Regions from separate parts of the Homo sapiens genome. Here all the other regions are linked to region 1. Evidence: chromatin loops called from intact Hi-C (ENCODE). Cell type or tissue: PC-9. All regions are shown on one strand.

What was found. Peaks named below come from ENCODE experiments on the same cell type or tissue, not always from the same donor. Only the 100,000 strongest peaks of a DNase experiment are listed, where the experiment ranks them.
Region 2: a loop joins it to region 1, with 4 times the contacts of the local background. A loop is called at or near these places in 6 of 110 quality-filtered maps.
Region 3: it touches region 1 in a loop (5-fold over the local background); 13 of 110 quality-filtered maps call a loop at or near these places.

Annotation. Positions count from the first base shown.
Region 1 is chr7:121,362,834-121,370,833 of GRCh38, reverse strand. FAM3C (FAM3 metabolism regulating signaling molecule C) reads left to right here. Exons shown (of 10, transcript NM_014888.3): 6 at 6,646-6,704; 7 at 7,887-7,937. Among named protein-coding and RNA genes, the nearest start is that of FAM3C, 29 kb to the left of the region's middle. In PC-9, a CTCF peak has its summit at 3,785 (motif pointing left); a DNase peak (open chromatin) is centred at 3,803; H3K27ac peaks cover 2,025 bases.
Region 2 is chr7:121,122,487-121,130,486 of GRCh38, reverse strand. CPED1 (cadherin like and PC-esterase domain containing 1) reads right to left here. Exons shown (of 23, transcript NM_024913.5): 8 at 6,014-6,156; 9 at 4,595-4,667; 10 at 3,230-3,397; 11 at 2,001-2,105; 12 at 193-362. Among named protein-coding and RNA genes, the nearest start is that of CPED1, 140 kb to the right of the region's middle. In PC-9, CTCF peaks have their summits at 3,300 and 3,510 (motif pointing left); no DNase peak of the experiment used is centred here.
Region 3 is chr7:121,438,534-121,446,533 of GRCh38, reverse strand. It overlaps the pseudogene RPL18P4. Among named protein-coding and RNA genes, the nearest start is that of FAM3C, 46 kb to the right of the region's middle. RefSeq lists an enhancer at 7,805-8,000. In PC-9, no CTCF peak of the experiment used is centred here; a DNase peak (open chromatin) is centred at 3,513; H3K27ac peaks cover 544 bases.

The DNA of each region.
Region 1 (8,000 bases):
CCTATTTGCAACATTGCCCTGGACAATGAATGTGTTCTCTTTATTTTAAATGAAATCCAACGTCTTTCATTTAAAATATTTGAGTGCTACTTGTTGAAGTGTGAAATGATCCAGTGATAACCTCAGTTCCATTGCAGCACAAACTGCTTGCCTCTAAGCTGAATGGTTTCCTATGTTGAGATGCTTTCTAAAGGATGGTTTTTAGGATTTTTGATATCCTACCTCAGTGTCAACTGTTGCTCGCAAGTTCCTGCTGCTGAAATTGCAAATCCTACTTTTAGTTGGTTGCTTTTAATATGCTATTGCCTAGAAAACTAGACATGGGGGCTTATTTAAATTTAATATAAAATAATAAATTTGTCACGAATTATATAGAATAAAGAGATAATTTTATAGCAAAGAGGAGACCTAGGCAGCTTTTCCTAGCTGTTTATGTGCCTCTTCTTTTTAATATTGAAGCTCTTAAATTTTTATCCTAGCCTCTTTTGCAGGCAGTTAGCTGTAAGAAGTTTATTGAGCTTCATGGGACAACACTTTTCTTGTAAAATTAAGGGCTTGAGCTAGATGATCATTAAGGTCTGTACTGATTTCCTTTATTTTCCCGTATTCTAATGATGATTTATTGTTAATCCATTTGTCTTCTGATTTCTCATTAGAATAGTCCTGTTTTACTGATGCATAATAAGGCACTTGCATTTTAGAAGTTTGTAGGTTTTTGAAAACATTCTCATTTCCACTCTTTATCTTGTTTGGTTAAATAGACCCCAAATTTGATTCTAAATCACAGGAACAAAGTTCTTTTAGAATACCTAACCCATGGATGATTTTGGACATCTATTCTGCCCCCTTGATGCATGTGAATTTTAGTTCAGAGAAGAAGAGATCAGACTGTTTACTAGCAGGTTTTTTATTCACAGATTAAAACCGTAAACAACAAAACACACTCAGAAAAAAAGCTCAACTGTTTACCCACATCCTGACCCTTATTCACTTCTCTCCAGATCTTCCTGATCTTGGGGCCTTAGAGTATACTCTTCTGTCTAGGATGGTCTTTCCTCACTCTTCACTTGGCTGTCTTCCTTCTTGACCTTTGGTTCTCAGAGTACACATCACTGTCTTAGAAGCTGTTCTCTATCCCTCAGCCTAATGTTGAACAGCTAAAGATCTAAGGTCAGAAAGCGAACAGTGCATAGACAGTGGAGCTTGGTAAAATACATACTGGGCTTAGAGCCAGAGAATTTGCTTCTAGCATGGTGGGCGTGTCATGTAGCATTTGTGTTTCAGTTTCTTTAACCATTAAATGAGGCAGGCCACCTATCCATCCTTATTTCAGGAACCATTCTGCCATTACCATGAGAGATTAAATACTTGGTGGGATTTTATACCCAAGCCTCAGGTTAAAGTCCAAAGAAAGAGTCTTAAGTTTTCTGAGAGTCATTTATTCACCTGTTCAGCAAGTATTTTTGAGCATAATCCCTCCTGTCATGGAACTTACAGTTTAGTAGGGGTGACAGATGCTTAAAAAAAATACGTACTTATAAATTGTGACACCAGGCTGGGCGTGGTGGCTCATGCCTGTAATCCCAGCACTTTGGGAGGTCGAAGCGGGTGGATCACCTGAGGTCAGGAGTCTGAGACCAGCCTGGCCAACATGGTGAAACCCCGTCTTTACTAAAATACAAAAGTTAGCCGGGCGTGGTGGCACATGGGCCTGTAATCCTAGCTACTTGGGAGGCTGAGGCACGAGAATCTCTTGAACCCAGGAGATGGAGGTTGCAGTGGGCCAAGATCGCACCACTGCACTGCAGCCTGGGTGGGCGGCAGAGCGAGACTTTGTCTCAAAAAAAAAAAAAAAAAAAAACAACAACAACAACAAAAAATGAACAAACAAATTGTGATACCAGCCCTGCAGGGCAGCAGGGTGTGATGAGTACTGGCGAGAGTGGATGGAAAGAGGTGTCTAACTTTTAGATTGAGGGTTATGGAACAGTTTCTAAGACAGTGATGTGTATTCTGAGATCTGAGGGATAGAAAGGAAGACCATCCTTGGTCTTCGAGCAGGAGGAAGAAGCCTGCTCGAAGGCCCTAAGATTGGATAGCTCTGGAGAGAAGTGAATTAGGGCCAGGCTGCATAGGAACTTGTAGGCCACGCAGGTAAAGGGTTGAGACTTTTTTCTGAGTGTATTGAGAACTTGTGGAAGGATTTCAAATTCTGGCATGTCGTGATTTTATTTATATTGAAAAAAGTTATCTGGTTGCTGTGTAAAATAATTAAGGAAGTGGAATAGAGAGGACAATTGGAAGGCCATTGCCAGTTACTGCCACAGCACTTTCATACTGCCTCCCTGTTGGTAACAGACTTTATTGCTTATACATTCACTAAAATCTATAAGTAGATAATAAAAATAACACAAGCAGAGAATTTAGTCTTTTCACAGCACCTGCTCTGAGTACATGTAACTCACTTTGGAGACTACTAATCTTGGATCAGTGTGTCTCAATGGGGGCAGTTTTGCTTTCCAGGGAACATTGTAATTTTGGGTTGTCATAGCTTTGGAGGTACTCCTTGTAGAGGCCAGAGATGCTGTTAAACATCTTTCAGTGCATAGGTCAGCTCATCCACAAGAATTATCAGGCTCTTAAAATGAGAGGCTGGGTTTGAGAAACTCTGATACAGACAGGTGATAATTACAATTAGGATGGTGGTCATAAGTAGTTGAAGTCAAAATACATTATGCTGATAAAGATGTGTTTTAAATGTCTCATTAGTTAGAAAATCGCAGGTATGAACCTCAGGTCTCAGGAAAAACAGTAATTGCAGCTTTTTTTTTTCCTTTACTTTTTCTTTTTTCTTTTCTTTTTTACCTAGAGACAGGGTCTCATTCTGTTGCCCAGGCTGGAGTACAGTGACGCAATTTTAGGTCACTGCAACTTTGAATGCCTGGACTCAAGCGATCTTCCCACCTCCACCTCCTGAGTAGCTGGGACTACAGGCGCATACCACCACATGCAGCTAATTTTTCTATTTTTGTGGAAATGGGGTCCCATTGTGTTGCCCAAGGTGGTCTTGAAGTCTTGGGTTCAAGCAGTCTTCCCACCTCAGCCTCCCAAAGTGCTGGGATTACAGGTTTTTTCTTTCTCGTTAGAGCACCCATAGAACTAACTTATGTTCCAATTATAATTTTCATCTAAGGCATATATTCATTTGATTTCAATTTGTATGAATTTGATATTAGGAATAATTCATTACTTTTGATTTTAATGGTAATGTTTGCTGCAAGAATATGAGATTATTTTGAGGGATTTTTTTTTAACAAGGGATCAATGTTTTTGGCTATGAGGGCAAAGAGGTAAAATCAAGGTTATTATGTATGTACTTACATAATCATTTAAAATGTAACCATTTAAAAATGTAAAAACTATTCTAAGCTCATGAGTAGTAAAACAAATCAAAAAACCAGTTGGCAGGATTTGGCTCGTGAGCTATAGTTTGCCAAGCCCTGCTTTAAACTAACCATCTTAAGAGATAATAACTAATAACTAGGACATGAAGTAGCTATTTGAAACAAATCTATATTTGGATATATTGAGTATTTCTACAGATGATATAATCATTTCCTTTAGAATTTTGCCTAGAGATGTGGGAAGGGGTACCTTATATTCATGAAGGATAAAAGAAAATATTTCAACTTGTGTTAGTAAGGGTTACTAACCTTTATACATTTTAAATCTCAGTGGATTTTTTATTTGTTAGAGATTTTCTGTTTGAATTTCAGTTTTTAAAAATTGATAAGCTGCTGCCCTCTTGTGGGAAGCCTATGTCATTGTGCTTCTTTGTTACCTTTATTTCTTTGCTTTATGATAGATTTCAGTCTGTAAAATGCCACATCATACTCCTTGATGATCTTTACTTGGAAAAGTCACTCTGGCACTTAACCCGTTAATCACAGCAGTTACTTCTTAATGATGGAGTTTACTTATTGAATGTATTTCTGAAAGAAACAGAACAGTACATTTTGAAACTTCCTTCTCTTTGATGCAGCTGAGCCAATGGTTAAGTAGTAAAGCATAGAACCTTTTAAATGTATATGCTCCAAGCTAGTACTTTTAAACAGCTTTGAGATATAATTCACATGCCGTCCATTTTGCTCATTTATATTATACAGTCAGTGGTTTATTATATTCACAGATATATGCAATCTCTGCCACAGTCAATTTTAGAAAATTTTTATACCTCAAAAAGAAACCCTGTACCCCTTAGCTAATATCCTTCTATGCCTTTCTTGTCCTGCCCCACTTCCCCACCCCCAAACCCTAAGTTAACCATTAGTTTCCTTTCTGTCTTTATAGATTTGCCTATTTTGGACAGTTCATATAAGTGGTATATAATATTTGGTCTTTTGTGATTGGCTTCTTACCATAATGTTTTCAGGCTTCCTCCATGTTATATCATGTATCAGAACTTCATTCCTTTTATGTCTGAACGATATTCCATTGTATGGATATACCACATTTTGTTTACTCATTCATTAGTTGGTAGACATTTGAGTTGTTTCCACTTTTTAACTATAATGAGTAACATTTACAGAAACATTTATGTACACATTTTATGTGGACATATGTTTTGATTTCTTTATACTCCCAGGGAGTGGATTTTGTTTTAGGTGGTAACTCTGTTTAATTATTTGAGGAACTGCCAGATAGTTTTCCAAAGTGGCTGCATCTGTTTGCATTTCCGCCAGCAGTGTATGAAGGTTCCAATTTCTCCACATCCTTGCCAACACTTGTTATTATCTGACTTACTGATTATAGCCAGCCTAGTAGATGTGAAGTGAAATCTCATTTGCATTTCCCTGATGATTAGTGGTGTCTAGCATGTTTTTGTGTGCTTATTGGCCATTTGTATATCTTCTGTGGAGAAATGTCTGTTGAAACCCTTTGCCCATTGATAAATTGGGTTGTTTCTTTATAATTGAATTGTAATTTCTCTTTTGATTAATGTTTGCATGATATGTCTCTTTCTACCCTTTTACTTTCCACTGCCTATATAATTATATTTAAAGTGAGTTTCTTGTAGACAGTGTGTAGTTGGTTCCTGTTTTAATTCACTTTGCCAATTTCTGTCTTTATTTGGTATGTTGAAACTATTTTCATTTATTATAATTATTAATATATGAGGGTTTAAGTCTATTTTATTATTTGTTTTCATTTTCTCATTTTCCTGCCTTCCTATGAGTTACATAAACATTTTAAAAAAGTGTTTCTTTTGATTTATTTATAGTGTTTTTGAATGTATCTCCCTATAGCTTCTTTAGTGCTTTCTCTCTTTACACAAAAAGTTTGCAGACTCAAGTTCTAGACTTGAGGTGAGGGAGAAAATATTACACAGATTAAATTGAAAAATATGTCCTATCTATATCTATTATATGGTGGATAGCACCAAAAATGTAGGAAGTAGTCTTCCAATATTTAAAACTTATTATCTGATTCAGTCATCATTGACAGGCAAGTGGAATTTGAACATGAATCTCCATTATTTGTTTTTCTTTATTTTATCTTATTAACATAGATCCAACGTTTGTTAGAACTGAGCTCATTCATCAATTGCAACCATAGTTCAGCTGCAGATGTGAATTGTTTGAAAAATCAACTAAAATACTCTGTGAGAATCGACTGAGATTTATAATAAAGTACATCGTAGATTTTATTTATGAAATTGTGTGCTATACATCTTTTAGTAGTTTATAATAAATTGTGTACCTATGTGTATATATAATTCTGTCTATATAAGGACAAGTGTGTGCACGTGTAGTCACATATGTGCATATTGCCTCTCTCTCCTAAACACAGAGCAGTTGTTAAATAGTTAACAGCACACCACTGGGAGTATTACTATTACCTTGAAGTTTTGAGTTAAAAGAACTCACAATTTTAGTTTAATAATTCTAATTTGAGCAATTGAACAAACTGAACTGATAACCAGCAAATTTGTCACTGGTACCTTCCATTTTACAGTGTCATTGTCTTTATATAGTGGTCTGTGAGCTGCCCATGGAAGTCGATTATTTCAGGTAGTCACCACGTAAGTGACTGTCATTCAATGCAGTGATTTCATGAGTGCAATATTTCTTAGTGTAGACGAACTTTACAGTGATAATCACTAGGAGAATGTTCACAATTAGGTAAAACATTCATGAAAGAGTGCTCCCCCACTCTGTTTGCTTTTAGATTTAAATGATGGGGGTAGTATCTCGCTTCTGTTTCATGTCACGCTGGTATTGAAGAGAGCAGAAAAGAGATTATCTTTTGTTTGATACCTTAAGAATGATGCAGAACATATGCTTAATGTCCATGTTTTAAGAATAATCTGAAGCAGTGTAGCACAAAAATGGTCTATTATTTCAGGCCTAATATTTTTTAATATGTATTTCTATTTGTGAAATATTATTTAAGGACATTGCTTTAAAATTATTCAGTATTAGACTGTCTTCTCTGACTTAGTAGAGATCTTTTTAATTTCCTCCGCAGCACTGAACAATTGAAAATATGTATAATATTCCTAACTTTTTTTGCAAGACTTTATTTTTCTGATATGTTATTGTACAATATTTAATTCTAAATTTATTTCAATTTCTCCCCCTTCAGTTTAATGAGTGGTGTTAAGAATAATGTTGGAAGAGGGATCAATGTTGCCTTGGCAAATGGTAAGAACAATTATTTTAGCTTATGGATGTAATCATTGGGTATTTTTCTGTCCCAAAGTAAAATGCACTATCAGAGGATCAGGTTAGAAAGTACTGCTCTTGATGATAAAGCCCTCTGTCCCATCCCTGCCCTGCAAAAAATCTATGGGTGGAGACTTGGTGTCTAAGAATTTATAGCGTGTTTCTTGAAAGTATCCTAACTTGCTATGCAAGAGCTTCCATGAGATTGTCAGAAACCAAGCAGTCTAACATCACATTGATAAAATCTTGCTTCAAATTTTGGAATCCTAACATAATAGGAAGATAGGTTGACAGGATTAAAGGCGTATGAAATGACAAAGGATGGTGTAGGGGGAGGAACAAAGAATAAGAATGTATTGTAATTTTTCATTATCAGCCACATTCTTCTGATAGCTTAATTAGTATGAATAAGTTGATTGAATCCTGAACATCTCAAATTTTCCTTCAAAATCAAATCTGAAAACATAAAACCATAAAGTGAGGCCTAACTGCATATTGATCCTCTCTGTTCTGGTACAATAAGTATTCCATAAAGCTATGTAGGATGGTTATAAGATATATAGGATGGTTAGAAACCACTGTAGTTTCATAGTGTAGAAAAATATATTTTACTACTTTCACAGCAAGAGGTAAATTTTTGTTCTTCTGCTTTCTTCATTTCCTTAGGTAAAAGGTTCAACATCTGTCTATTTCATTAATAGCAAAAAATACATTTTATAGGGCAAGTTAATGTAAGTTTTATTGTAAAAACTGATTTAATGTAGAAAATGGCATCTGATTCAAGGAGATACTTCTTTTTTGTAAAAGGTTTACTTTTGAGTAATTTTAAAATAAGAGAATATGGAAACAACGATGAAATATATCTAACCGAATTGGAATGGTCTACAGTCAGTAATGAACTTCTATTTATCCTTCGGCTTAAAAGATTAATGAGAAAGTTCTATTAAGAAATTACCCTTTAAAAATATATTTCAGGTGCATATGATTCAGATTTTAAGTTCTCAAAGTAATTCTTTGAGATGAATTCACATCTCTCTAATGCTAATGAATTCACATCTTCTCTGCTAATGAATTCACATCAATCATTGGATGAGATTATTGGTCTTACAGTGTATGATATATTTCAGATGCATAATTTGATATGAATTTAATCTCTTTTAGGAAAAACAGGAGAAGTATTAGACACTAAATATTTTGACATGTGGGGAGGAGGTAAGCATAAATAACATGACTGTGTTCTTTTGCTGGCACTGACTTAATCACCTCAATACAATG
Region 2 (8,000 bases), 240 kb after region 1:
TATTAAAGTGTTTGAAGACCACTAGAATCATTATGGTTTCAATGTTTAAAGACATTTATTTTCCTGAGCATGGAAATTTGGACACACTTTTTTGTTGTTGCTGCTTGCTTTAACATAGGCAAAGCCTTTTGAAATCAATCTGTAAACTAGAGATTTTTTGGATTGTACAATTCAAATTTGTGGCTATCTTACCATTCCAGTGGATGTGGCTGTGTCTTTTTATTCATGAACTGAAATTGTTCAAATACATTTAAAAGAGACCAGTATTGGGTCAGGACTGAGCCAGGATTTCCCACAGGATTTGCCACATCATAAAATTCATGCATCAGTGACTGAATCCCAGGAGTAGTAGATGGGAAGAGCTGAGAACACAAAATATCAGTATAAGTTATGGAAAACAAATTATAATGTAGTATTACTATGAACAGCCTTATACTTAGTCATTTATTTAAAAAGTCAGATATTTGTTAAAAATCCATTGGTCAGTACCATAAATTAGTTTTCTGCAAAGTTGTTGATGTAAATGCCACTTTTTATAAGAAACTAATTTTGTTGATGATCATATTTCCAAATAGGGTGAGTTTTTTTTTTTCTTTTCATTGAATATAAGCGGATTTCTCTTTCCTGTTACAGATACCAGAAGACACATGAATAACAGAGTTAGGCAGCAGGAAGAATGAGAGAGCCTCTTGGGTTACAAATGAATTATGTCAGAGTGAGAAATATTAATCTTCCCCTCTTTCCCCCGCAAATAAAAATCTGTGGTTATCTCCTTTCTACTGTGAGAACCAGGAAATTGGAATTTTCTCTTTCTCTTGCAAAATAATTATTTAGTTCTTCCTCAAGTTATGATGAGAAATGTTCTCCATAGTAACAGTATCTAAAGTTATAAATTCCTGAAGAGCAAGGCAGATCCCTTTTATTATCTTTTTATAGTATTTAGTCAAACTGTTGTGAATGTAATACTTATACGTTTAAAATAGTTAAAATGATATTGTGCCAACTCAATTATCTTTGGGGAAATTAGCTTACTCTGAATCCTCCAAAATTTGGGACCAAATTAGAAAAAGGAGTATCAAACACTCATTAATTAACTTAGTAAGTTGATTAAACTCATACAAGTAGTGTATGTATGTATATATATATATACGTATATATATATATATATATATACGTATATATATATATATATATATATACATATATACACACACACATATACTTTTTACAAGTAAGATAAATACTTGAGTGAAACATCAGGGTAATAATAAATGATTAATGATTAAGAATGCTATTTCAAAAAGATATTTCATATGAACAAATCTTAGGTGGAAAAATACAAATTCATTTCAGTCTATATAAGTATCAGAACTGGAAAGAAAACAAGTATTAAACATGCATTTCACACTCAATAAATTATCCTTTGATACTAACCAAGGAATTAACAAAATACATAGAAGATAAAATGAATGCCTTTTTTAAAAGATATAAGCCAGTAAAAGTTATAATTATTTACATTTTCTTTCTTTGAAGTTTGATATAGAGTTATAAGAAATTAAGGTTTAGGCAGTCTTCTAAAATATTATTTTCAACTCTATATGATTTTACAAAAACAAAAAGGGTATAATAAGCAGAAATAACAAGGGGATAATAAGCAGAAATAACTTTTGGTTGCATGTAAATGTTCTGAAGCTAAAAGTAAAACTTCTTCAGAAAAATGTTGGCATTTTCCCCTTGAAAACTGTCAAATTCTGGCAGCTATGCTAATCCCATGTTCTTTTACCTTTAATAAGTCACATATTGTTTGCAAACTCTTAAAGTTATGCATATAAATCTTGCTCATTTTGCTACTTAGATCTCTGAAAGAGCAAAGTAGCTTATAAAGATTTCTATTTCTTAAAGAAATACTTAATCTAGTTTGATGTCAAAATCAGGTAGCTTACAGTGATCTACTCTAATCCCAGTCACCAAGAAAGAATCAAATGTCACTTTTGCTTTACCAGTTGGAATTGTCCCAGACTTCCAAGTTCCTTTATGAAAGTCATAATTGAGTTAATTTCTTCTAAGGACAGACACTGATTTAGTTCCTTTTGATAGTTTTCACCCTGTATTGGTAGGGGGAAAGAACTTAAGCAATTGTTAAAAAGTCAAACCATGTTCAACCCAATTACCTCCCATTTCATCAACCAATCAGATTTTGAGTTCTATAAACAACTGAGCTAATTAATGTTAAATAATACATAGCAACTTCAACTTGTCACAGTGGTGTCTGAATATAAGAAAGCTTCATATCTGACAGGGAGGACCTGGATAAAATAGCTCAATGATGCTTTGGTAGTGAGGTTGGGGAGATGCTAACGTGTTATAAAAATCAATCCATGTTATTTTGAAGCACTCTGCTCTATTCATTGGCATTTGCCCAAACATGACAATAGATGTGAATGCTTAAAAAAAAATAGCATTATAATTCAAGTCCTCTGACGTCAATCTGGAGCACTCACTGCTATTCTAGACTGCCTCCAAAGAGTTCTAACATTTCTTTTAAAGTATACTATAATACATGTAATGAACCTGCACATGTACCCTCTGAACTTATAAGATGAAAGAAAAAATTAAAAAATAAAAAAGTATTCTGTAGCATACAATACATATTATTCATAATATCCACAAACATTTCGTAATCCCAGCACTTTGGGAGGCCGAGGCAGGCGGATCACGAGGTCAGGAGTTCAAGACCAGCCTGGCCAACATGATGAAACCCCGTTTCTACTAAAAATACAAAAATTAGCTGGGTTTGGTGGTGCATGCCTGTAGTCCCAGCTACTTGGGAGGCTGAGGCAAGAGAATCTCTTGAACCCAGGAGGCGGAGGTTGCAGTGAGTCAAGATCGTGCCACTGCACTCCTGCCTGGGTGACAGAGCGAGACTCTGTCTCAAAAAAAAAAAAAAGAAAGAAAAAGAAAAAAAGAAAAACAAAAAGAAAAAATAAGAAATTATGAACACTATACTTAATTTTCAACCCATAATTTTATCATAATCAGTCACTTACATACTTAGTTGACATAAAAATAATCTTAGTCCAGAGGTCAGAAAAAATTAAGAAGTGTGATATAATAGATACCAATTAATTTGAAGTGAATTATCAAGTTGCTGAATTGCAGAATAAGGAGAATGACACCTTCTAAGGAATGACTTGAAAAAATATTTATCAGTACACAAATATGCACTTACCTTGAAAACATCTGATCTATAAAGTCTCTGAAATATCTCAGAAAATATGGAAAGTGATGATTCATTAGGGAAGAGAAAATTGAAAGTGTCATTTAAAAGGAATTCTTCTGTATTTTGGTCCTCAAAATCCATATTATCATAATCTTGAAAATTTAAATGCTCGTGTACCTTTGAAAGAACAAAAGCACAGCAAATATTTTTCATCGATTTACTTTTAAGACAATGGAATTACTTCTAAGACATGATTTATTTCCTGTTGGATTATAGATCAGAACTGACATCTAGTGGTCTTTTTGGAAGTCAACAGTTTTATAAATGTGAGTAATTTTTTTTAAAGATACAATTTAAAGATACAATTATTTAATGTACAGTATAAGAAAATTAACTAATATAAAGTCACATTAGTTTATCTCGATACCCTTTATAGCTGAAGAATATGCTTTCATGGAAGATAATACATAACATTTCTTTCTGAACAACAGATTTTAAAAAGCATAATACAAACTATTAGGTATGCATGCAAAACAATGAAAAAATGAGTATTTAAAAGTGTCAGTTAATTAAGTTTTAAATTTTTATGGAGAAATCTTGGAATTATTTAACCAAATGTATGAGCCATCTATAATGTAATTGGCTTACCGGAATAATAGTTTGAGGACACAGAAATGTTATACAAAGCTATATTCTAGTTATACATAATTTTATTTTCCCCTTCTTCCTTTTTTCCCACCCTGTATTCCAAGGTAGAACTTTCTATAGACTAATTTAATAAATTATTTTTTATGTTTTTGCCTCTAAGGGCTATGTTAGAGGAAAAACAAAATATGTTGGGGGAGATAATATGAATGAGTATATTTAATTTGAGAGGAAGGAAAAGAATCAAAATGGGCAAAAACACTTCACTCTACACATATCTATATCAGAAAAAAAAATTCAAAAATTCCCATGGTTTTTTTAAACTAAATATAAACCAATTTTAAACTAAATATGTATATGTAAAAAATAAAAGTTATCTTTTTATACCCTCATGTGAATACGCCAGATAATCTGTTACTTTCTATTATCTACACATCCTCTTTTTTCCTTTAATGCATACTTGACTTCATACCACATTTATTTCACAAATAGTACTTGAACCATAGAAAAATTCATGTTTATTTTACAGAGACACATAGGCAGGATTGGACTCATAGATTCTCCACATACTAGTTAATTGTCTGAACCACAGTGAATATAAGCCTACAGTACTTTTGCAAATTGCTATTTATTGATTGGTTACTATGAATGAAAACAACAACAACAACACACACACACTGATCTCTCACCACAAGGTAGAAGCTCACATGAGGCCTTTGGCATACTGACCTGGAGCACTACAGGGTACATGAAACTGCCATAACCAATATCAAAAGTTAGAAGTTGAAAGCAGAATCTGCATCTAAAATGAAAACACAAGGTACCATAAAAGTAAAGATACATGCACATGGATGTTTATTAATGCACTATTTATAACAGCAAAACTTGGAACCAACCCAAATGCCCATTAATGATAGACTGGATAAAGAAAATGTGGCACATACACACCATGGAATACTATGCAGCCATAAAAAAAGGATGAGTTCAAGTACTTTGCAGGGACATAGATGAAGCTGGAAACCATCATTCTCAGCAAACTAACCCAGGAACAGAAAACCAAACGTTGCATGTTCTCACTCATAAATGGTAATTGAACAATGAGAACACATGGACACAGGGAGGGGAACATCACACACTGGGGCCTGTTGGGGGTTGGGGGGCAAGGAGAGGGAAAGCATTAGGACAAATACCTAACGCATGCAGGGCTTAAAACCTAGATGATGGATTGATAGGTGCAGCAAACCACCATGGCATATGTATACCTATGTGACAAACCTGTACATTCTGCACATATATCCCAGAACTTAAAGTAAAATAATAATAATAAAAACTATATTCTCTTGCTACATTTACTCTTATTTGGTGTCATATTAATAATCACTATTGTTAATTTTCAATATATCTACTAATTAAAAAGAGCAGTGGCTTGGATAATGTAAAATTACATGTGATAAATTTTTGGATTTGGATTCTGTTTTATTTCTTATAGAAAATAAAAATATACCTAAATATTCATAACACATTAAACTAAGCAATAAAGTTAATCCATGGAAACCTAAATACGAAGAAGAAAACTCTCCTACTCCTACATGCTAGGTACCTATTCACATATAAATTATGATAAGGTTTAAATTGATGTGCTTCCCCCACTTTTTGACGTACGAGATTTAACATTTCCTTAGAACAAAGGCAATAAGTTATAGTCAAGTAAACAGATATGGGAATAGGAGTTATTGAATTTTCTTAATAAAGTTCTTCATTTTCTCCTCTGCATTATGAAATCAGTGGGATATTTGAGAATGAAATTTATTATGTATAAGTAAAATTATACCTAGTCAATGCCAAGTATCTATGATAGAAACAGTTGCACTTGAAAAGGCGGCTGCAATTAAAAGATTAACTTTGAAAATGCGCACTTTACTTCTTGTTACCACTATTTAGATACTACTGAGTCTGCCACACGTTCTAAAGTTTTAGGATCTATAAATATGGCCACATATGTTTAGAAGATCATGTTTGTATATTGACATAAAATTTTCCAAGTACCACCTACTTATGATAATTAAGATACATTTCCACCAACAATTTTTAAAAGATAGGTTGCTTTCTTTCTTTTCTTTTTTTTTTAAATTAAAATTTGTTTTTTACCTATGGAAGGTCTTTGGTCCCAGAGTAGATGTTTCACTGAATACTTCAGCCGCTAGCAGTAGTTTGCCAATTGCTTCCTTCATAATGTCAAAAGCCTGTTGAGGTGAACTGGCTCTCAGGAATGTCTCAAAAAATGTTTGCAGCTGTGAACAAAGTAAAGGATTCACGTGTTAAAACAATAGCCTCAGTTTGTCTATCATTTTCAAGGTGACCAATTTGAAGGATTGTTCTAGGTTATCTCTACTTGTCACACCCAAACCCCACCCTCACCTAATCAGTAAGTTTGGTAATCTAAGATACAGGTATATTGAAAGAGAAAGGTTTAAATGTCTTGTAATTTAAATTTCTTTAGAAATGCCTACTCCATTTATTTTCCTCATTTCACAGCATCTAATCGTGGAAAATGCAAGTCTTGTCATCAGAACTCCAAAGTTTCATTTGTAACTCTACTAACTAGGTGAGCTGGGCTTGCCACCCACTGCTCAGAATCTTTGTGTCCTCTTTAAATTGGGATTAATATCTACCAACAAGAGAGATGTGAAGCCAAATTAGAAGAAAATGTATTTGAAAGTCATGTTAAAGTATGAAATTCAAATGTTAGTTTTTTATTATTATCAATTTTGGGGGCATATTAGAACAAAAATAAATATATCAAAGTTGCTTCTTCCTCATGCCATTATTCTGTGCCAGATCTAGCCAACCAGAGAAGACTCTGAGAGAATCCCAGTGTCCTGTTAATGTTTTAATTCTTAATTATTTCATGTGATAGGGCAGTATTACAAAAAAGGGGGAATGAAGCTCAATTGTGTCATCTTAAAAACACAATTGTTAGTATCACAAATAGCTGTTTTTATTTGCTTAAATATTAAAATGACAAAAACAAAACTACCTCTTGAGGATGCTTCATATCAAAGTTCAAGTGAATATTTTTTAAAAATATAAAACAAATCTCATATTGATTCATAAACTTTCTCTGGATAAACATACTCTTTTAAAGATGAAGAACAAAAAATATTTTTTGAAAAAACATGCAGCAGGTATTCTATTAATGTTTTTTGGAAAAACAGACTAAATCTATCCAGACTACACAGGATTGCAAAGTGAAAAACTTTTGTTGCTATGATAAAGAAGGACAAATATTGGCCTGGATTGCCTGTGGAAAAACGGTAAATGTGTCTTCTCAATGCATAAGCAAAATTCCCCCAAGATAAACAAATACTGGCTTCATAAACTTTCCAGTTGAAAACAGAAACCTAATAAGATTACACATAGAGACCCTAAGAATGCGTCATTAGTATTTGGCAATTGGGATGTTCTTCCATTTTACTAAGGAAAATAAATGTAATAATTGTATGATTGAAAGAAAACAAATTATTGCTAACACTAAAAATGTTAACACCCTTGATTCAAAGCAGAGTAACATTATGTTTTTCCAAGTAAAAGTAACTCATTATATTTCATTCCTTTCACCATATTATGTAGAAAGGTTTGTGTGTGACATTGTTGCATTTTTCTATTTCAATGTTACCTGAATATCACAGAGGTTAAGGTTAATAATATATGAAAGTTGGAAATGTCTATGTAGCATATGAGATAAGATAAATTATAAGATTTTATCTCCATGAGGAAGAATAATTAGCAAATTAATGTCTTAGGGTTGCACTTACTTCTCTAAAATGAAAATGATTATTTCTTAATTTCTTAATGTAGCAGTGAGCATTTAAATATGGGATGCCATTCAATTCAACTTTTAGAGAACTGTAGCCTTTAGAAAGCCCTGTGTTCTGTGCTTTGGGAGACAAGTTGCATAGTACATAGGTATTACCTCTACAGACTCTAGAGGTAAAAAGGTCCAGGTTCAACTTTGGTTTTGTGCCAAAGTTGTGAGACTTTGTGGGATTAATAACAGTGCCTACTTTATAGAGGTATCCTTGAGATTAAATGACAGAATGTACATAAGGAATTCCACCACCCAGCACATCTGTAT
Region 3 (8,000 bases), 76 kb before region 1:
AACTGCATTTTTGCCCAAGGTGGGCTAAGCATACATAATTTTATTTTTACATTGGTTTAGTACATTTTAAAAATCAAAAGAAAATAACACATGAAAATAGAATGTGGGTATTTTGCATTAGAGTAAGTTGGTTGCATTATACATATGATTTTAGAGATAGAGCTGCTATGAGGAATTGGCAATAAAATTGTTGACCTTCACAGTCTATGTTTAGTGATCACATCAACCATAAGTTCTCAATGTGTTATCATCCATGTGACTTGAGTTGCATATCTAATCAAAAGCCCACTGAGACATTATGAATTCAAGGAAAATGTCTATATTATTACCCAGGAGATTAATAAAATTTCCTAAATTCTCTGTTTATGGCCTCCTACTGACTTAGTTTTATGAAAGATGCTATAAAGATAATTAAATTAGATGCTAGCTAGTGACTGCTATTGTACAGGACTTTCATTTCCATTTTATAGAACGAAACAGTGTTGAAGAAAAGAGTTGTGATAAATGGTATATATTCTGCTTTGTTTTGCAGAAATTAATTTTGTAATATAAAAGAAAAATATAATTATTATGTTATCTTTAGAAAATAAGTAAAGGAAGGCCTATGGTAACTTCCTCAGATGACTTATTCAAAGATCTTTTTCTTTTTTTATTTGAGACGGAGTTTCGTTCTTGTTGCTTAGGCTGGAGTGCAATGGCGAGATCTCGGCTCACCACAACCTTCACCTCCCAGGTTCAAGTGACTCTCCTGCTTCAGCTTCCTGACTAGCTGGGATTACAGGCATGTGCCACCACGCCTGGCTAATTTTTTGTATTTTTAATAGAGACGGGTTTTCTCCATGTTGATCAGGCTGGTCTCGAACTCCCGACCTCAGGTGATCCACCCATCTCGGCCTCCCAAAGTGCTGGGATTACAGGCGTGAACCACTGTGCCCAGCGACTTTTGTCTTATAAAATAAAATATAGATTCAAAATCCTAACAACATATAATGATGGCTAGAATATATCAAGTTCTGGGTGCCAGATTTCATGCCAACAATTTTCCAAAACCTTCCAAACACATTTCATCTTCAGAACAATACTATGAGGTGGGCACATTTATCTCTATCATACAAATAAGAAAGCTGAAACTAAACAAAATTACCTGGCCAGTTTGTGGACATAGACAGAACCAGCAGAGGTTGAGCAAGATTAAGAAGCAGCTTGTCTGATCCAAGTGCCTGCAATCTTGATCACATTGCCTTAGGCCCAACCATTGCAAAAAATCAACCTAACAAACTAGCATATTTTACGATGATATTGACCAAATTTCAGGAGTTGCCAAACTTTGTTCCACATTAGAATCACTTGGGGAAATTGTATGATTCCTATTCTCATCCCCTACCAATTAAATCATCATGTCTGGTAGAGTTAGGGGCAACCAAATATCAGTATTATTACAGATTCCTAAGTGATTCCCTTTGCCCAAAATTTGGGGACCGCTGACCAATGCAGATTTTGGAGGTCTCAGCTTACAGCTGGTCCTACAGTCCTAAATTTCACTTAGGAGAAACCATTGTGCTTCAGGTTCTGGAGCTAGACACTTAACTATAGGCTATGACTAGTCCCTATATGTGTAAATCTTCTTGTCTCCCACCTCCCCCCAACCAAAAAAAATTTCTACAAGTGCACTATTTAATTATTAGGAGATGCACAGGTGGACTGAGCAATGGTAGCATTTTTTTTTTTTTTTTTGATGCACTACAGCAATATTGGCTAAGCATACAGAGAAGGGAGAGAGAGATTTGGCAATTAGCAGTTATTTTGATACTGTTAGGCAGCCAAATAGGAAAATTAGGTCCCCCCAAAATCCACTTTGGAATCTAATTATCCAATTTGACTCTTTACCGTGATCAAGTTAGTCAACAAATTGCCTTTTCACTTGTCCTGTGTTTTCCAGGATATTATAAATGAAAATTTGAAAACTTCCTTTTGCTATTTTTGCAGAAGGTAGAAATTGAAAAGAAACTTACAAGTCATTTGGGCCAAGCCGTCATTTTAGGCTGAGGAAGTGAGGCTACAGATTACTGCCTTATTCTCCCAACAAAGCAACCGCAGCTCTCAGGGTCTCCTGCTACAGCTTACTATCTCAGGAAAAAACCCAGGGGTGACACTGTGCCTAAAGGGGGCTGTTGGGATTCTAGACAGAGGCAGTATCTCTGGGGAGGGACATGTGATTCTGATACCCATGATGTTTGAATCCCTTGGGTCGGTGATGCATTCTATTTATAGAAAAATATAGAAAAACGAAATATAGAATATAGAAATATATTCTGTATTCCGTATACAGAATATAGGAATATAGTTCTGTATTCCGAATACAGAATATAGGAATATAGTTCTGTATTCCGAATACAGACTATAGGAATATAATTCTGTATTCGGAATACAGACTATAGGAATATAATTCTGTATTCGGAATACAGACTATAGGAATATAATTCTGTATTCGGAATACAGACTATAGGAATATAATTCTGTATTCGGAATACAGAATATAGGAATATAAATCTGTATTCGGAATACAGAATATAGGAATATAATTCTGTATTCCGAATATAGAATATAGGAATATATTCTATATTCCGAATATAGAATTGCGTTCTTCTGTATTCCGAATATAGAATTGCGTTCTTCTGTATTCCGAATATAGAATTGCGTTCTTCTGTATTCCGAATATAGAATTGCGTTCTTCTGTATTCCGAATATAGAATTGCGTTCTTCTGTATTCCGAATATAGAATTGCGTTCTTCTGTATTCCGAATATAGAATTGCGTTCTTCTGTATTCCGAATATAGAATTGCGTTCTTCTGTATTCCGAATATAGAATTGCGTTCTTCTGTATTCCGAATATAGAATTGCGTTCTTCTGTATTCCGAATATAGAATTGCGTTCTTCTGTATTCCGAATATAGAATTGCGTTCTTCTGTATTCCGAATATAGAATTGCGTTCTTCTGTATTCCGAATATAGAATTGCGTTCTTCTGTATTCCGAATATAGAATTGCGTTCTTCTGTATTCCGAATATAGAATTGTGTTATTCTATATTCTCAATTGTATTCTATATTCCGAATATAGAATTTTTAATAGAGATGGGGTTTCTCCATGTCTGTATTAAATATATCTCTATTAAATATTAAATTTAATATTTAATATTTAATGTCTCCATGTCTCTATTAAATATTAAAAATTATATATTCAGAATCATATTCTATGTTCTGAATATAGAATATATGAAAATAAATATAGAAAACAATATGGATATAGAAAAACAGAAATAAAACATAATTCGGAGAAAGGTTGTCTATCAGAATTCACTCTCAGTATTGGCTGTGTTACACATACTTGGCCTTTCTATGGTGACTCAGCTACCTTCCTAATCAAGGCCTTTCAGGGGAGGGGCTGAGGAGTAAAAGCCTCTGCTGTCAATGCCCTACAGATCGTGAGGTGTTAAGAGGGTGGTTTCCTTCCTTGGCATCAATGCCTACAATCTAGGGCATCCACCTGCAGGCCTAGATGATTTGTGACCTCAGAATTGTTGTGGTTCCTGGACCTTTGTTGATGTAGTTTACCTTGCATCCCTCAGGCAAAACTAGAGGGGCTGGGCAAGGAAGGGAAGAAGGAGTCAGGCCTGCAGTAGCTTCTTGGGGTTTCTACCTCTGATCCTCCCTGCACAACTGTAATGTAACATGCTGGCTTCCAAAAGTGTAATTACTTATGTTTTTTTAACTACAATTATTCTCTTAAGAGCATCTATATAGAGGGGAAAAAGGAAAATTAACCAACCAAACTTAAGTTTTCCCTTGAATTACAAAAAAAAAAAAAAATTAATGATTATTCACTTTATAGAAGCAAAACTTTACTGTGTCTTAATATGACCAAATAAAAACTTAACCAAAAACAATAAAAATAAAAATAAAAATAAACCAGGGCCGGGCACAGTGGCTCACACCTGTAATCCTAGCACTTTGGGAGGCCAAGGTGGGTGGATCACCTGAGGTCGGGAGTTCCAGACCAGCCTGACCAACATGGAGAAACCCATCTCCACTAAAAATACAAAATTAGCCAGGTGTCGTGGCAGGCACCTGTAATCCCAGCTACTCAGGAGGCTGAAGCAGGAGAGTCACTTGAAACCAGGAAGCGGAGGTTGTGGTGAGCCGAGATCTCACCATTGCACTCCAGCCTAAGCAACAAGAGCGAAATTCCGTCAAAAACAAAACAAAACAAACAAAACAAAAAACAGTTCATTAATGACTGTACTACCAATAGATTCATTACCATGCTAGAAATGCTTCATTTACTCCCCATGGTAAGTGCTGTAGAACAACACTACACTATTAAAGAGACTGAAATTGCATTAATGCGGGCTAAGATACTAGTTAGCTCTTTTGGCAAATCACTGGATTTGTTTGTATTGAACTTACTGTGAACAAAATCCCTGGCTTTTTTCCCACATCTTAGGCCAGTCAACATGGCTCTTTCAAAACATACCTGAATATAATTGGTTTATTTGTGTACACTTTTTTTATTGGCTCCACACAAATGTGCTACCTAGGATGCTAGAAACAGGTGGGTTGTCTTTCCTGTGTCTGTATTTAGGCCTTTATAAATTTCTATATATGTAAACTGTCCTCTCCTTTTAATATCCATCTATCTCTCCCCACAGATGACTAATAGAAACCTTATCCACCTTCAGCTGAAAAGCTCCCTTCTCTCTTTTTCTTTATTTTACGATTTTGTGCAAAAGCCCATTACCCACCCCTTAAAACTCTCTGAAATTTTGATTCTACCCATCCCAAGCTCATCTCTCCCTATGCAAAATCCTTCCCTCTATGACTCTCTTTGGCAACAATGCATTTGTAGGAAGAAGACAAAATTCCTATTAAAAAAGATGACTCAAGCTTGCTTCCATAATATAGGTCAGCCATATCCTGATGATTTTGTTGTTTAGTTTCATTTAGTTAAATGTAGGTAGGCCCTAGAGCTCAGTTAGAATTGGAATGGTTGAGAGAATGAAGAAATAAAATTCTTTGCATAATTAAGAATTGTTAAAAAAAAATGTTCCCTTGGAAGACAAGGGAGACAAAGAATTGGGGATCCTAGGACTGGAAGAGAAGCTTTAGAAGAAAGATTTAAATAGAGGGCAAGAAAGCCCTGAGGGGAAAAAAAGAGAAAGTGAAAGTAAGAATACCCCTCTGATAAGGATATTTAGGGCACTTTAAAAAAAGTAATAGTGCTGAAGAGGTTGTTTATGAGTGCACCAACCAGCCACCTCTGTCCCTTTCCCGGATGATCCCGAAAATGAAGCTTCCTGGCCAGGAAAACAAAACGGCCGTGGTTGTGGGAACCATAACAGATGACGTGTGGGTTCAGGAGGTGCCCAAACTGAAGGTGTGTGCACTGGGCGTGACCAGCCGGGCCCGCAGCCACATCTTCAGGGTGGGGGGCAAGAACCTCACTTTCGACCAGCTGGCCCTGGACTCCCCCAAGGTCTGCGGCACCGTCCTGCTCTCAGGTCCTCGCAAGGGTCGAGAGGTGTACTGGCATTTCGACAAGGCCCTGGGAACCCCACACAGCCACACCAAACCCTACGTCCGCTCCAAGGGCCGGAAGTTCGAGTATGCCAGAGGCCAAGGGGCCAGCCAAGGCTACAAAAACTAACCCTGGATCCTACCTTCTTTTTTCTTTTTTTTTAATTTTTTATTATTATACTTTAAGTTCTAGGGTACATGTGCACAATGTGCAGGTTTGTTACATATGTATACATGTGCCATGTTGGTGTGCTGCACCCATTAATTCGTCATTTACATTAGGTATATCTCCTAATGATATCCCTCCCCCCTCCCCCCATCCCACGACAGGCCCCAGTGTGTGATGTTCCCCTTCCTGTGTCCAAGTGTTCTCATTGTTCCATTCCCACCTATGAGTGAGAACATGCGGTGTTTGGTTTTTTGTCCTTGCGACAGTTTGCTGAGAATGATGGTTTCCAGCTTCATCCATGTCCCTACAAAGGACATGAACTCATCATTTTTTATAGCTACATAGTATTCCATGGTGTGTATGTGCCACATTTTCTTAATCCAGTCTATCACTGATGGACTTTTGGGTTGGTTCCAGGTCTTTGCTATTGTGAATAGTGCCACAATAAACATACGTGTGCATGTGTCTTGATAGCAGCATGAGTTATAATCCTTTGGGTATATACCCAGTAATGGGATTGCTGGGTCAAATGGTATTTCTAGTTCTAGATTCTTGAGGAATCGCCATGCTGTCTTCCACAATGGTTGAACTAGTTTACAGTCCCACCAACAGTGTAAAAGTGTTCCTATTTCTCCACATCCTCTCCAGCACCTGTTTCCTGACTTTTTAATGATCGCCATTCTAATGGTGTGAGACGGTATCTCATTGTGGTTTTGATTTGCATTTCTCTGATGGCCAGTGATGATGAGCATTTTTTCAAGTGTCTGTTGGCTGTGTAAATGTCTTCTTTTGAGAAGTGTCTGTTCATATACTTCACCCACTTTTTGATGGGGTTGTTTTTTTCTTGTAAGTTTGTTTGAGTTCTTTGTAGATTCTGGATATTAGTCCTTTGTCAGATGAGTAGATTGCAAAAATTTTCTCCCATTCTGTAGATCGCCTGTTCACTCTGATGGTAGTTTCTTTTGCTGTGCAGAAGCTCTTTAGTTTAATTAGATCCCACTTGTCAATTTTGGATTTTGTTGCCATTGCTTTTGGTGTTTTAGACATGAAGTTCTTGCCTATGCCTATGTCCTGAATGGTATTGCCTAGGTTTTCTTCTAGGGTTTTTATGGTTTTAGGTCTAACATTTAAGTCTTTAATCCACCTCGAATTAATTTTTGTATAAGGTGTAAGGAAGGGATCCAGTTTCAGCTTTCTACACATGGCTAGCCAGTTTTCCCAGCACCATTTATTAAATAGGGAATCCTTTCCCCATTGCTTGTTTTTTTCAGGTTTGTCAAAGATCAGATGGTTGTAGATGTGTGGTATTATTTCTGAGGGTTCTGTTCTGTTCCATTGGTCTATATCTCTGTTTTGGTACCAGTACCATGCTGTTTTGGTAACTGTAGCCTTGTAGTATAGTTTGAAGTCAGGTAGCGTGATGCCTCCAGCTTTGTTCTTTTGGCTTAGGATTGTCTTCACAATGCGGGCTCTTTTTTGGTTTCATATGAACTTTAAAGTAGTTTTTTCCAATTCTGTGAAGAAAGTCTTTGGTAGCTTGATGGGGATGGCATCGAATCTATAAATTACCTTGGGCAGTATGGCCATTTTCATGCTATTGATTCTTCCTATCCATGAGCAGGGAATGTTCTTCCATTTGCCTGTATCCTCTTTTATTTCGTTGAGCAGTGGTTTGCAGTTCTCCTTGAAGAGTTCCTTCACATCCCTTGTAAGTTGGATTCCTAAGTATTATATTCTCTTTGAAGCAATTGTGAATGGGAGTTCACTCATGATTTGGCTCTCTGTCTGTTATTGGTGTATAAGAATGCTTGTGATTTTTCCACATTGATTGTGTATCCTGAGACTTTGCCTAAGTTGCTTATCAGCTTAAGGAGATTTTGGACTGAAACGATGGGGTTTTCTAAATATACAATCATGTCATCTGCAAACAGGGACAATTTGACTTCCTCTTTTCCTAATTGAATATCTTTATTTCTTTCTCCTGCCTGATTGCCCTGGCCAGAACTTCCAACACTATGTTGAATAGGAGAGGTCAGAGAGGGCATGGGTCCCACACCCACGAAGCCTCGCTCATTGCTAGCACAGCAGACTGAGATGGAACTGCAAGGCGGCAGCGAGGGTGGGGGAGGGGCGCCTGCCATTGCTGAGGCTTGAGCTGGTAAACAAAGCAGCTGGGAAGCTCGAACTGGGTGGAGCCCACCGCAGCTCAAGGAGGCCTGCCTGCCTTAGTAGACTCCACCTCTGGGGGCAGGGCATACCCG